Linked DNA regions of Mus musculus: region 1 is linked to region 2. Evidence: chromatin contacts called from ENCODE POLR2A ChIA-PET data. All regions are on one chromosome and are shown on one strand. Each heading gives the region's core, a stretch centred on a gene start or an enhancer-like site at or near the end of the contact. The rest is flanking DNA. Distances are from core to core; before and after follow the strand shown.

The links. ChIA-PET counts read pairs that join two places held with the same protein, here RNA polymerase II (POLR2A).
Region 1: POLR2A ChIA-PET joins it to region 2 with 14 read pairs in embryonic stem cell. The contact joins the promoter of Zbtb14 here to the promoter of 2410021H03Rik in region 2. POLR2A ChIA-PET finds 5 or more read pairs at or near these places in 3 of 5 experiments (Patski and embryonic stem cell).

Annotation. Positions count from the first base shown.
Region 1 is chr17:69,381,766-69,387,335 of GRCm38, forward strand. Zbtb14 (zinc finger and BTB domain containing 14) reads left to right here and starts at 2,039. Exons shown (of 3, transcript NM_009547.3): 1 at 2,039-2,460; 2 at 3,656-3,739; 3 at 5,547-5,570. The coding sequence starts at 3,737. Gm49894 reads right to left here and starts at 2,416. Exons shown (of 3, transcript XM_030250167.1): 1 at 2,335-2,416; 2 at 1,411-2,246; 3 at 1-533. The coding sequence starts at 2,416. The coding sequence ends at 486.
Region 2 is chr17:69,273,706-69,279,220 of GRCm38, forward strand. 2410021H03Rik (RIKEN cDNA 2410021H03 gene) reads right to left here and starts at 3,501. Exons shown (of 3, transcript NR_045428.1): 1 at 3,355-3,501; 2 at 2,421-2,490; 3 at 1,657-2,201. Epb41l3 (erythrocyte membrane protein band 4.1 like 3) reads left to right here. Exons shown (of 23, transcript NM_001355734.1): 15 at 177-212; 16 at 999-1,190.

The sequences.
Region 1 (5,570 bases), core at 789-3,288, 110 kb after region 2:
CATACACAGAAAATAAAAATTTGAAGGCGTGTATTTAAACACCGTGGGGGACATTAAACCAGTACTGGTTAATATTTTAGCTGAGGCTGAATATGGTGTCCTTTAGAAAATTGAGGCGACCATAGTTTTCCTTCATGTTTACTTAGGCATCCGGTACAGGCATTCTTTTACATCTTCCCAGAAGTCCATGGTCCTGCCCTAATTGCAGATGTTATTCACGTGATTTAACATAAGACTGTTGAAAGTGTGACAAAGCAGCAGAAGTGAAGTGACATTTAGGAGCACAATAGCTCAATCCAGCTGCCAGTATTGCAGGTTGAACAGAAATTTTGGGGCTAAAGGGACTTTCCAGGTCGTGGGCCTGAGGGCAGGTAAAGAGGATCAGGAAGTGCCTCACAGAGAACACAAGGTTTCAGCAGCAGCGGAGCTATAACTTACATGGATGTCCTGACATTACCAGGCTATCAGATCTCTCCATGGGAGCATCAAGTGCAACCTAGTTCTGGAAACATGATGGCTAGAGAGGGATGTACCTGGGTAAACGTAAAGGCACCAATTAGTCTGGTAGATCTAGAGCTTTGGGATTGAGCAGTTTGTCCAGGGTGACCGGAATTTCCCCTTATACTCCAAATCAAAAATGGCACTTCATTTGCTCTGCAAATGCCTGCTCCCCATAAACAATGCCTCAGTGGCACGAACCAAGCCATGAGCCTGGATATTCGGTCGAGACGGTACAGGGGAGACAGACGGTGCACCGGGACACCTGCCCAAAAGCCAGGCCGAGCTCAGCGCCCGAACCGTGCGCGCCCAGGGGCAGACATGGCCCACGCACATGCACACGCACACGCACGGGAGCGCAGGCTCCCCGCGTTCCCGACGCAGTGCCGAGGCCGGGCGCCGGCGGGAGCCCTGGAGTCGGGAGCTCCAGGAGGGGGCGGGTGCTCGAGAAAGGAGCTCGTGCATTCGCTCCCCTGGCCGGCAGAAGCCCCGCCCCGACCCCGCCCACCCCCTTCTCCCGCGCGCGGGCTCCGCGCGCCCCTTGCCGCGCGCGTGCGCGCGCGTGCGCAGGCCAGGGCTCTCCGCGGGCGGCCCCGTAGACCCAGGGAAAGCAACCACCCGTCAGGTCCCAGATTAACCCTTTCCTCGCTCGCTCACGAGGGAGGCCCCAGCCAGTTCCGTGCCTGCGCAAGCGGCGGCGCGCCTTCTCTCCCCCCCACTACCCCGGAGCCCGCACCGCGCATGCACGGGGAGGGGGGTGGTGGGGGTGTTCGCGGCGGGTTGGCTAGTGTGTGCTCGTGCAGGAGGAGGGCTGCCACCACCAGGGACGTGCACGATTCCCCCCCTACCCCACCCCCTCCCCAAACTCAGAAAAAAAAAAATTAAAAAAAAATCCAAAACACTGCCACCCACCGTGCCCCCGCGTCCATCCCGTCCCTGGCTTGCGCGCTGCCGAGCGAGGGAGCCCACAGCGACAGCGAGCGTCTGTAGCGGTGCCAAGCTGCAGGTAAGCGCGGGCCGGGTGCTGGAAGGGCCGGGGACGGGCGCGGGGACGCGGGGGCAGCCGGCGGCGGGCGCGGCCGGGGCGGCTGCGAGGAGGCGCGTTCCCGCCGAGCTCCGGGGCAGCAGCCAGCTGCAGGATGTGGCGGCGCAGCGCGGTGCGAGCGGGATCGGGGCGTGGGCCGCGGTTGGGCGTGGGGGGCCGGGCGTCCCCGGTGGCTGCGCAGGCCAGCGAGCGGGTGGGGAAGAGGCCAGGCGGCGGCCCCGCGCGCGCGCTCTCTCTCCGCGGCCGAGTTCATGGCCGCCTGGCTCTCCGCGCCGCAGTGCACCGCGGTGGGGGTGGGGACGGCCGAGCCGGGCCCGAGCGCGGCCCGCGGGGCGCCGCCCCTCGCAGCTGTGGTTTCCCCCGGAGCCGACGGGACCCCCCGCGCACGCTCCCCCGCCTGCGTCCGCCGAGCTCCGGGGAGCCGGCCGCGCGCCGCCCCCGCCCTTGGCCGCGGGAGGGCGCGGGAGGACCAGACGCGCAGGCCGCGGAGTGCGCGGGGCGCGAGCTCGGGGCTCGCGGGCGGAGCAGGGCGCGGCGCGGCGCGGGGCTGCGGAACCGGCCGCATGCCCGCTCCCGAGCTCGTCGCGCCGCCGGGGCTGCTGCGGGCCAAGGAAGAGAGCCTCGCGCCCGCGCCGCGACCTGGAGAAGTGGAGGATGGTGGAAGGGAAGGTGGCCCGTCGCTGGCGGGCACAGCTCAGGGGAGCTTTTGTTTAGGAGAGAATGCTGAGGGCTCGCTGCATCCGGCGGCTCATTGGCTGCGAAATGCGAATGTGGGCTCCCCACGCGCGGACTGCGCCCCATGTCTTTCGCGGGGCCCCGGATTCCCCACTCCCAAGTTGTGCGGTCGCAACAGGGAAGTGGTGTGGCCGCCATTGTCGCAGCTGCTCCGGAATAAGGAGGCGGCTGCGGCTGCTTATGTAAGTTTGCTTTGGGAAAGCCTGGCTCTGTGCTCGGTGAGGACGCCTTAACGCTCCCGCGATTTGGGGAGCTGCTAGCAAGGAGCTGCTTTATAGTATTATAGGTGTTGGGCTATGTCTTGTCCTACACCTACTTACACACATACTGGCAATGGTTATCTTCAGGTTTGACTCATTTGAACTTAGCAATGGGAACATCTCTATAGGGGGAAAAAAAAACCGAGCCGATTGCCCTGTGACCTCCTTTGAAAAAGAATTACACACTCACCAGAATCGAGAAGGCGTACGCACGCTGATATGTTGCCATAGCTACCATAGGGCCACTCTTCTCCCAAGTCCATGACCTCAGAAGTGCCACGGAGGGAATTTCTGCAGGGAATGCCTTCCCTTAGGCTGACTGCCGGCCCAGGGTGCATCTAGAACCCAGGAAGGCTGAGGTGAAGACTGGAGGGAGCATCCTTAGAAACTATCTTACCAGCCCTCACTCCGTGCACATGGGAAAGCCTGCTAACTCAGAGCCCTGTGATTCCTATAGTATGAACTTGTTATGGGTTCTCAGGATGTCGACCCTTTGGTGGAATCTCGGACAAAGTCATTGTGTAGGACTGTATTGTAACACGGCCACCTGCTTCTACTGCACTTGTGGGATTGGTGGTCAGTAGAGGAAATTTTTGTTCTTCAAAGCCTGTTGGGCTGCAGGATGTGGAGTTCTTTGGGTGAGAGTTAAGAACGAAAGAAAATTCTTTGAACCTGCATCCGGGGATGGAGGGAGAAAAATGTAAGATTTCTCCATGGCAGTCTTGGAGACAAGTTTGTAATTGTGTAGTAGACAAAGTGGCATGCTTATTTCTCCACTCTTTAGCTGTTGGGTATGTGTGTTCCTGCAGCCGTCCGATATTCAAACATGCATCTAGATGTCTATAGTTCTTAAAGGAAAATGTGCACCCAACAGGAAGTGGTGTGGATAAAGAACATATATGTGCTGATGTTTTCAAGAATATATACCACGGACTACTCCGGGTCTAGTCCTTACATAGAACCAGACCTGACTACTGTTAGCCTCACAGTGTCTCCCCAAAAAACGGTTCATAGGCAAGAGGTGGGACAGAGTGTTTTGTGACTCTTGTAAATACTTGGTTTAGGATTTAATGTAGAAAAAAAAAATCTTACTTAATCTGTGCCTTTCTTCCTGTAGATCTGGCTTGCCCCTGATCAGCCTGAGTCTGATCTGAAGATTTTGGTGTTTAAGGCATTAAGAACATAGCCTGAATTGTTCATGGTGAGTGTACCTTAGAGTAGTAAGCCTCAGACTATCATCTGGCATTTGATTTTAACATAAGTATCTCGGGTCTAGGGGTATCAGTAAGGGCTAAATCTACGTCCTCGGTTTAAGCAAGTCCCTGATCCCCAGTGTGTACACATACACACATTCTACACATACGTTTGTAATTCTACTTCCATGAGGAAAAACCTGTTTTCTTCAGACTTAAACTGGGTTGAATAAAAGTAAGACCATGTTGTTTTTACATAAAACACAGTATTTTTCGATAAGCTCTTGAACTCGCAGTGGAAGGCCTTCTGTGGTGGTTCTGAAATTACTTTGTTTTAAAAATATGTCTATACTTAACCAAGTACAGGTTGAACCTAAGTCCAAAATGTTCAAACTCTGAAGCTTTTTGAAGGGCAATAAGAAGCCATAGATGAAAATTCTGTGCTATGAAGTTTTGTTGAGAATATTATTTGAGAAAACAAAATAAACAAAAGAATATTATTTGAGGCAGGCAAGAGGAAAGATCTCTGAGTTCAAGGCCAGCCTGGTCTACAGATCCAGTTCCAAGACAGCCAGGGTTACCCAGAGAAACCCTGTCTCGAAAAAGAAGTATTTTTTGAAATAGTATATAAATTACCTTCATGCTGTATGTGTAAGGTATATATAAAATAACAACTAGTTTTGGAGTTGGGCTTGGCCTACCATCTTCAATTTATCTCATTATGTGTATGCACGTATTGCAAAACCTGGAGGAAAAAAAATCTAAAACTTGAAACACTTCTGGTCCCGAGCATTTCAGAGAAAGGACACTCAACCTGTACATCTGTTGACTTTTAACTGGATGGCTGGAAGTCTGGCATCCTATGAGCATAAAGCCACTCATCACTGTCTTCCCAGAGGTCTTGGGGGTCAGATTACACCTAGAAACTCATCCAGGAGTGGCTCAAAACTACTATGGAGAAACTAGAGGCCAACACAGAACCATTGTGGCAGTGGTGCCCTCTCTAGTTCTTCAGTGGTGGCTTGTCTCTTCTCTCAAGGAAGTACAGTGCCCAGCCCGGTGTTATTGTCAAGTCCTCCACACCTGAAGTCAGGTCTTGAGGAATCTTTTTTTTTTTCCCTGCATTTGTGGTGTATGTATACACATCTGCATGTGTGTGCATGCATGCTGGTGCATGTATGTGGCCATTCCCTCGGAGACCCCAAAGCTGGCGAGACAGGCATCTTCTTTGATTGATGTCTGCTTTGTCCACTGGGACAGGATCTCTCAATTCAGCCTGGAGTTCACTGTTTAGCTAGCAGAGCCAGCCACCTTGACACCGTCTCAGAATTACAGGTGGCCGCCATGGGCTGGACTGAGTCTCCATTGTTGGGCTGTTTATCTGTCTTAACAGAGTGAACGTTTCCTGGATTTAATTACTGGATCTTACAAGCTGTAGGATGTTGGGCTGCTTCCTAACTTCTTTTAGAAATTGAGGACACCACCTACCCAATAGGACATTAACATTAAGTGATATTAAGTGAATTGAGCCACCTAAAACTTGGAGAGTAGTACATGGTCTATATTTTGTGAAAAGCTGCCATTGTCATTATAACCAGGGAACTATTAATAAACAGAAAGTAATTTAAAATTGCATTATGGAAATCCCTTGTCTGGGGTTGTTTTGTTTGTTTGTTTTGTTTTGTTTTTTTACCAGTTTGGGACCATCTTTAACAGACTTTCTAAATTATCAGGTTCCAAATATTCACGATATGTCTAAATTTTGCATAGGGTGTACTAGGTTCATATTAAACACCTTTAAAATTTCCTTTGCAGGAGTTTTTCATCAGTATGTCTGAA
Region 2 (5,515 bases), core at 2,251-4,750:
TTCTTCACGGAGCCTCATCCACGTGTGAGCATTACGCTTGGTGTCTAAGATAGCATTGCATCTGCGTACCAGAGACCTGTCCTGCACACAGGTCTTGTGTGTAGACCACAGGTCTTCAACCGTAGCGTGAATCCCTTGGTAAGTCTCTATCTCCCGCTCTTTCTCGATGCTGGCAGTCGGACCAGGAGGAAGATGCAGAGATCAAGGCACAGGTAGAAAACTAAAGATCTGGCGACCCCCGCCCCTCCCACCAGACCAGTGTGTGATAAACCATTGTCTGCCAGGTGTCTTCCGCATGCTCCCTCTTGGTTACCATGCCAACAGCGTGCCGAATGGCGTTTGTCCCCGTGACTACCGTGTCCCTTACCTTTCCCTCTCTTCTCCACTTTTTTCAGAATAGTCTGATTAAGCGAATAAAGGGTGAAAATGTGTATGTCAAACATAGTAATCTTATGTTAGAGGTTGGTATTGGGACCCTCCAGTGCATGCCTGTGTGTGGTGGTTTTCTCCCTTGGCATCCCTGTGGACCTGAATTGTGATGCATGACCGCGTTACTCAGCCTGTCAGGGATGGGCTGACTTCTCGGCTTACTCTGACTTCTCATGATCCTAGACTTAGTCCCTTTCCTGTGTGTGTATTTTGTTTTCATCCACCCTCTGTAGAACTTACCTTTTAATTTGGTTTTGTTTTTTTTTTTTTTTGTTTTTTGTTTTTTGTTTTTTTTGTTTGGTTTTTAATTTTTTATTTATTTATTTTTATGCTTGTGTGAACCTAAATTATTATTTTCTTTCTTCTCTTTTCCCTGGAAATACTACATTTTCACCTCGAGCGTTTGTGGTAGTGTCTTGAACCCTGATCCAAATTCCATTTCCGTTTGACTACTAATATGTTTGGTATACTAAAAAAAAAAAAAAAAAAAAAAAAAAAAAAGAGGGGGTGGTGAGTAGAAAGTCACTGTGGAAGACTGACTGCTGGACTCTGTCTTACTCTGAATATAGGATCTAGATAAAACTCAAGATGAGCTGATGAAGCACCAAACCAATATTAGTGAGCTGAAAAGAACCTTCTTAGAAACCTCTACAGAAACTGCCTTAACAAACGAGTGGGAAAAGAGGCTCTCTACATCTCCCGTGCGGCTGGCGGCCAGGCAGGAGGATGCACCCATGATTGAGCCGCTGGTACCCGAGGAGGTCAGTATTCTGGCTACAAGCTGGTCGCCTTCTCTGTGGAGCTATTGCTTTCTCCATGAGGTCTGGGACTAGGAAAGGCGTGTGGTGATGCCTGGAACGAGATGCTCGGGGCTCCCAAGAAAGATGCCAGGTAAACAGAGTAAACAGTCGCTAAAGAGTGGAGAGAATAAGACTCAGCCTCTAATTGGGCTAATGACAGGCAAGCGCAGGAAGGCTCCAGAGCACATGGCTGGGTTCTTACCTGGACACCCCCCCCCCCCCCAGTTTCATACCTAGGAGAAGCTGATGATCGCTTAGTGAACTGATGCTTTCGGTAAACACACTTACTTCTCCTACACCGAGAAGCGCCCATAAACACTCATGCCTTCTTCTCATTAATGCGAAAGTGAGACCTGAGGAGACTGCTGTTTAAATGGGAGGTCGGAAGTTGAGAGAGCAAGTCAGGACATACGTTCCTCTGGCATATAATCCTGGGCTTTTATTTAATTTAATGTTTTTTATTTTAACCGTAACTGGTTATTTCAATTAATTCTAAATCGTTGGCTCCTTTTTTTTCTTAAGTGAGAGAAGCCCCCTTCTCAGTAAAACTTTCCCATATAAGAAAACTGACTTTAAATGACACAGTGGGGACAGCTATGTCACCCCAGGGCCCTTACTTTGCCTGTGTAGTGACCATTTGGCCACCCCCTAGAGAGCATCCTGCTATCTCTCTTTCAAAATAAATTGTTTCTGGAAAGTGCCCTCCTTATCAAGATCCTTTTACTGTGAGATACTTGCCCAAGAAGCTGTGATCGAGTGGAAAATTAAAACTCCCAACTGTTGTGTGAGAGAAAGCCTTTACACAATCGTGTATATGCATTCCTAAGTCCTTGCAGAGAAAATAAGAATCAAATTACATCCATTGTATGACATTTTCTTCCCCTCCTTTGAACACTGCTTGCTTATCACCAGGGCCAGTATCCCGTCATCACTGTATTCACGACAAAGCCAGTCCATCTGAAAAGAGAAGAGCTGGACACCCATTCCAGTTACTTTGAAGAAGATTTCTTTTTAGGTAGAATAAATAAAAGTAGTGTCACCAGAGTCTCCCTGTGCCATTGAACACTGGTTCTATTGCTTAAGTACCAGGAGACAGAGTTTCACATTTGTTGACTTAGTCATTATCGTCTTTGTGTTATCTGGAACAGCACTGACCAACCAAGGAAAGGGCTCCATTAATAAAGTACTTACTGTGCGATCCTGAGGAAGGGAATTTGATTCTCCAAAATGCTCTCTAAAGCCAGATGTGGCGGCCGTGTCCCTGCCACGAAAAGAGCCAGAAACCACTGAGTACACAGAAACTCCAGAGCCACCTGGGTTGGAATACGCAGCAGTAAACAACAAGAGACCCTGCCTCAAACGTGATAGAAGACAAGAACTAAAACCCATACATGCCGTGACACTTGTGTGCCTCTATCACGTACAAATACACATGTGCATGTGCGTACACGCACAACAAGCATGAGCAAACACACTTTAAAAAAAAAAAGTCACTCTCCAGTTATGCCATTATAAATTTAATGGTAATTTTCAAATCTGGAATGTTCTATTTCTGTTATCTCTTTTGGATACGATTTTCTGGCTCTAAAAATGTTAGACACTGGCTCGAGTTATAAATACATAAAGCAAAACAAACAGGCACCAAACCAAAACAAAGAAAAACAAAAGCCAAGCTTCTTTTTCCATGCTGATACTGGAGGAAGTGGTAGATAGTTGGTAGCCTTTCTGAATGATAATTTGGGCAATAGGAGATGTTAATAAACACAGACTTTAAAAGTCAAAGCCATAAGACTGATTAAAACCTGTTATTCCTGAATCTTCGGGAAGGGTGTTGAGTTAGTAATCGAAGGAGATGGTGCTCAGACCGCTCTGAATGTTCCCTAGATAGCCATGCCTTCTGTGTGCAAGCAGACAGTGGAGACAGCCCAGAAAGGCCTTTTCAACATAACCCAATAGAAACATCCCTTTGTAGCTAAAAGGCGGTCAGAGCTGGCGCTTGTGACTACTCTCACTCTCTGCTAAAGTGTGCAGGAGTTCCATATTGTTGCGTTAAATCTCTCCAACCCAGATATGCCCCGCAATGAAAACACAACTCAATTAATATGAATACATGCTGTGAGCCTACATTGGGCAGATCTCCCACTACTCGACCATCTCTTCCATCTATGAGACCCCTTAGAACTTGCAGTTTCTCCAGACCATGTGCTTCTGCTCTGCTTTTCTTCTTCCTCCTCCTCTGAGTCCTCTCCCTCTTCCATTTTCTCCTTCTCTCCCTCTACCTTCTGCTCCACCTTCCCCTTTATCTGCCCAATCATCAGCTCGCCTTTATTTTACAAATTAAGGTGGGGAGCTGGTTTACAGGAAATCACCTGAGTGCTGACTCATTACTTGTTCACAACCCTCACAGGAGAACAGAATTAACATCAAATATAATTAGCCCCAGGGCTATCCACAACACCGTATGCCATTGCTGTGTTACACAGATGAACTCAGGAGGCCCTGGTCTGGGTACACCGAGCTTGAGAATGATGCATGCTGGGTAACTGGGGTGATTCGGATCTCATCTTTCAGATGGCCCAAGCTCTTTGCTTCCCTAGACAGCTAGGTCAGGCAGAGCGACCTCTAGGCTCCCAGGGTTCCCCAGACAATTGTCAGTGTCTGTAGTCCAGCTGAGAGCCCTCTAAATAGCCCTAGGAGCAGTTGGAACATTCCTATTGTCTGAATCAACTCCAATTGCTATGTTTACACCTTGGCTTTCTTTCTGGCTCTCTGAAAAGCAGACAATTGTTTTAGCCTCACGCTAGGCATGTACAGAGCAGATTGGTTTACAGACTTATAGGCAATCAGTTTTATTTTGGATGGGGGCCACTTTTCAAACAATATCCACTACTTGGTATCTTTCTGTTATTTGATATGGCCACTTTAATTATCCAGTGCAGAAAGAAGCCCAGTTGTGTCTACTTAGAAATATTTAATTTATTTTTAAATTTGCATCACAAATAAAATAGCGCTATTTTGTATCAGAACTAAGCAGAGACTTAGATTCAAATTTACGACCCGATGTAATTGGTTTCGGCTTTGTGTTGGTTTTTGATGAATTTCAGTGAAAAAAAATGTGTTGAGAAAAAATTTAATAACATCAAATCTTTAATGTTATCTTCTTTTTAATCTATAGTGATTGAATGCTAATTGTTATTTCTGTAAGATGCTACCATTCATGAACAATTTGGAAAATCCTGAAGTTAACTGTCTAGTGAGCTAATAATGAGGATTATTGACTAATAGTGACTATGCAGTGACTGGTAATGATTATTCTGAGAATATCATGAGTTCGCTCTATGTTAAGTTGGACTTTGATTGCCAATGATTCCAAGTTTCAAACATCTGAGTGAAGGAACAGCAGAGAAATAGCAGGCGTGCCCCCAAAGCAGTGGCTACAACCAAGTCCCCATTAACATTAGCATACAGATCAGTTAACATCAAAGAGGCATGTGATCGGCAGCACAGGGCACAAACAGTCCCCAAAGTGGCCCCGTTCATGCCACATAGGCTAAGCACATCTTAGAGTTGTACTCTTTAGCGCTTTCTTGGATACCCAGATTTTCCAAATCCCAATTAAAAGAGCAGTGTTAATACCTGTGCAGTACCAGTATTGTTGTCTTTGGCCTGCACTTCCTGTATGATATGGTGAGCCCAGTACGTGTAGTGAGCCTAATATCTCAGCTTTGAGATTGACACTGATGGGTTGATTCCCATTATTTGCAGCTTATATGTTTTCAAATGCATCTACTCTCTCACATTTACTAGTAGGAAACCTTACAAATCCAGAGATGAGTGTTACGAATTTTGGACTTGGCATCCAAGTACATTGCAGAGTAATTTGTCCATAACTCAATAAAATGGCTGTCATGTGCACGTGACTGTATTCTGCGCTGTAATGGAGACACCTGTGTCCAGGCTTCACCTTCATCACAAGCATGTCACTTCGTTAGTAGGGACAATGGTGTCACTTCATTAGTAGGGACAATGGTTGGGTTCCAATGTTAGCTGTTTCTGTTATTGACACACGGTTCTAAATGTGACTTGTTGAGGTTTCCAATATAACAGGCACATATTTTTAAAATTGGGGTTTTGTTGGTTTATTTTTTTAAGCGAGGAGGTTTCCTGAAAAGTGCTGTTTAGGTGCCAGACTTTGAATCCCAAGCTTTTATCTTGGGATAACATGTATCTCAGTGATTATAATTAGAGGTCTAACATTTTTTCTGGAAGAGCACCTATAATTTGAA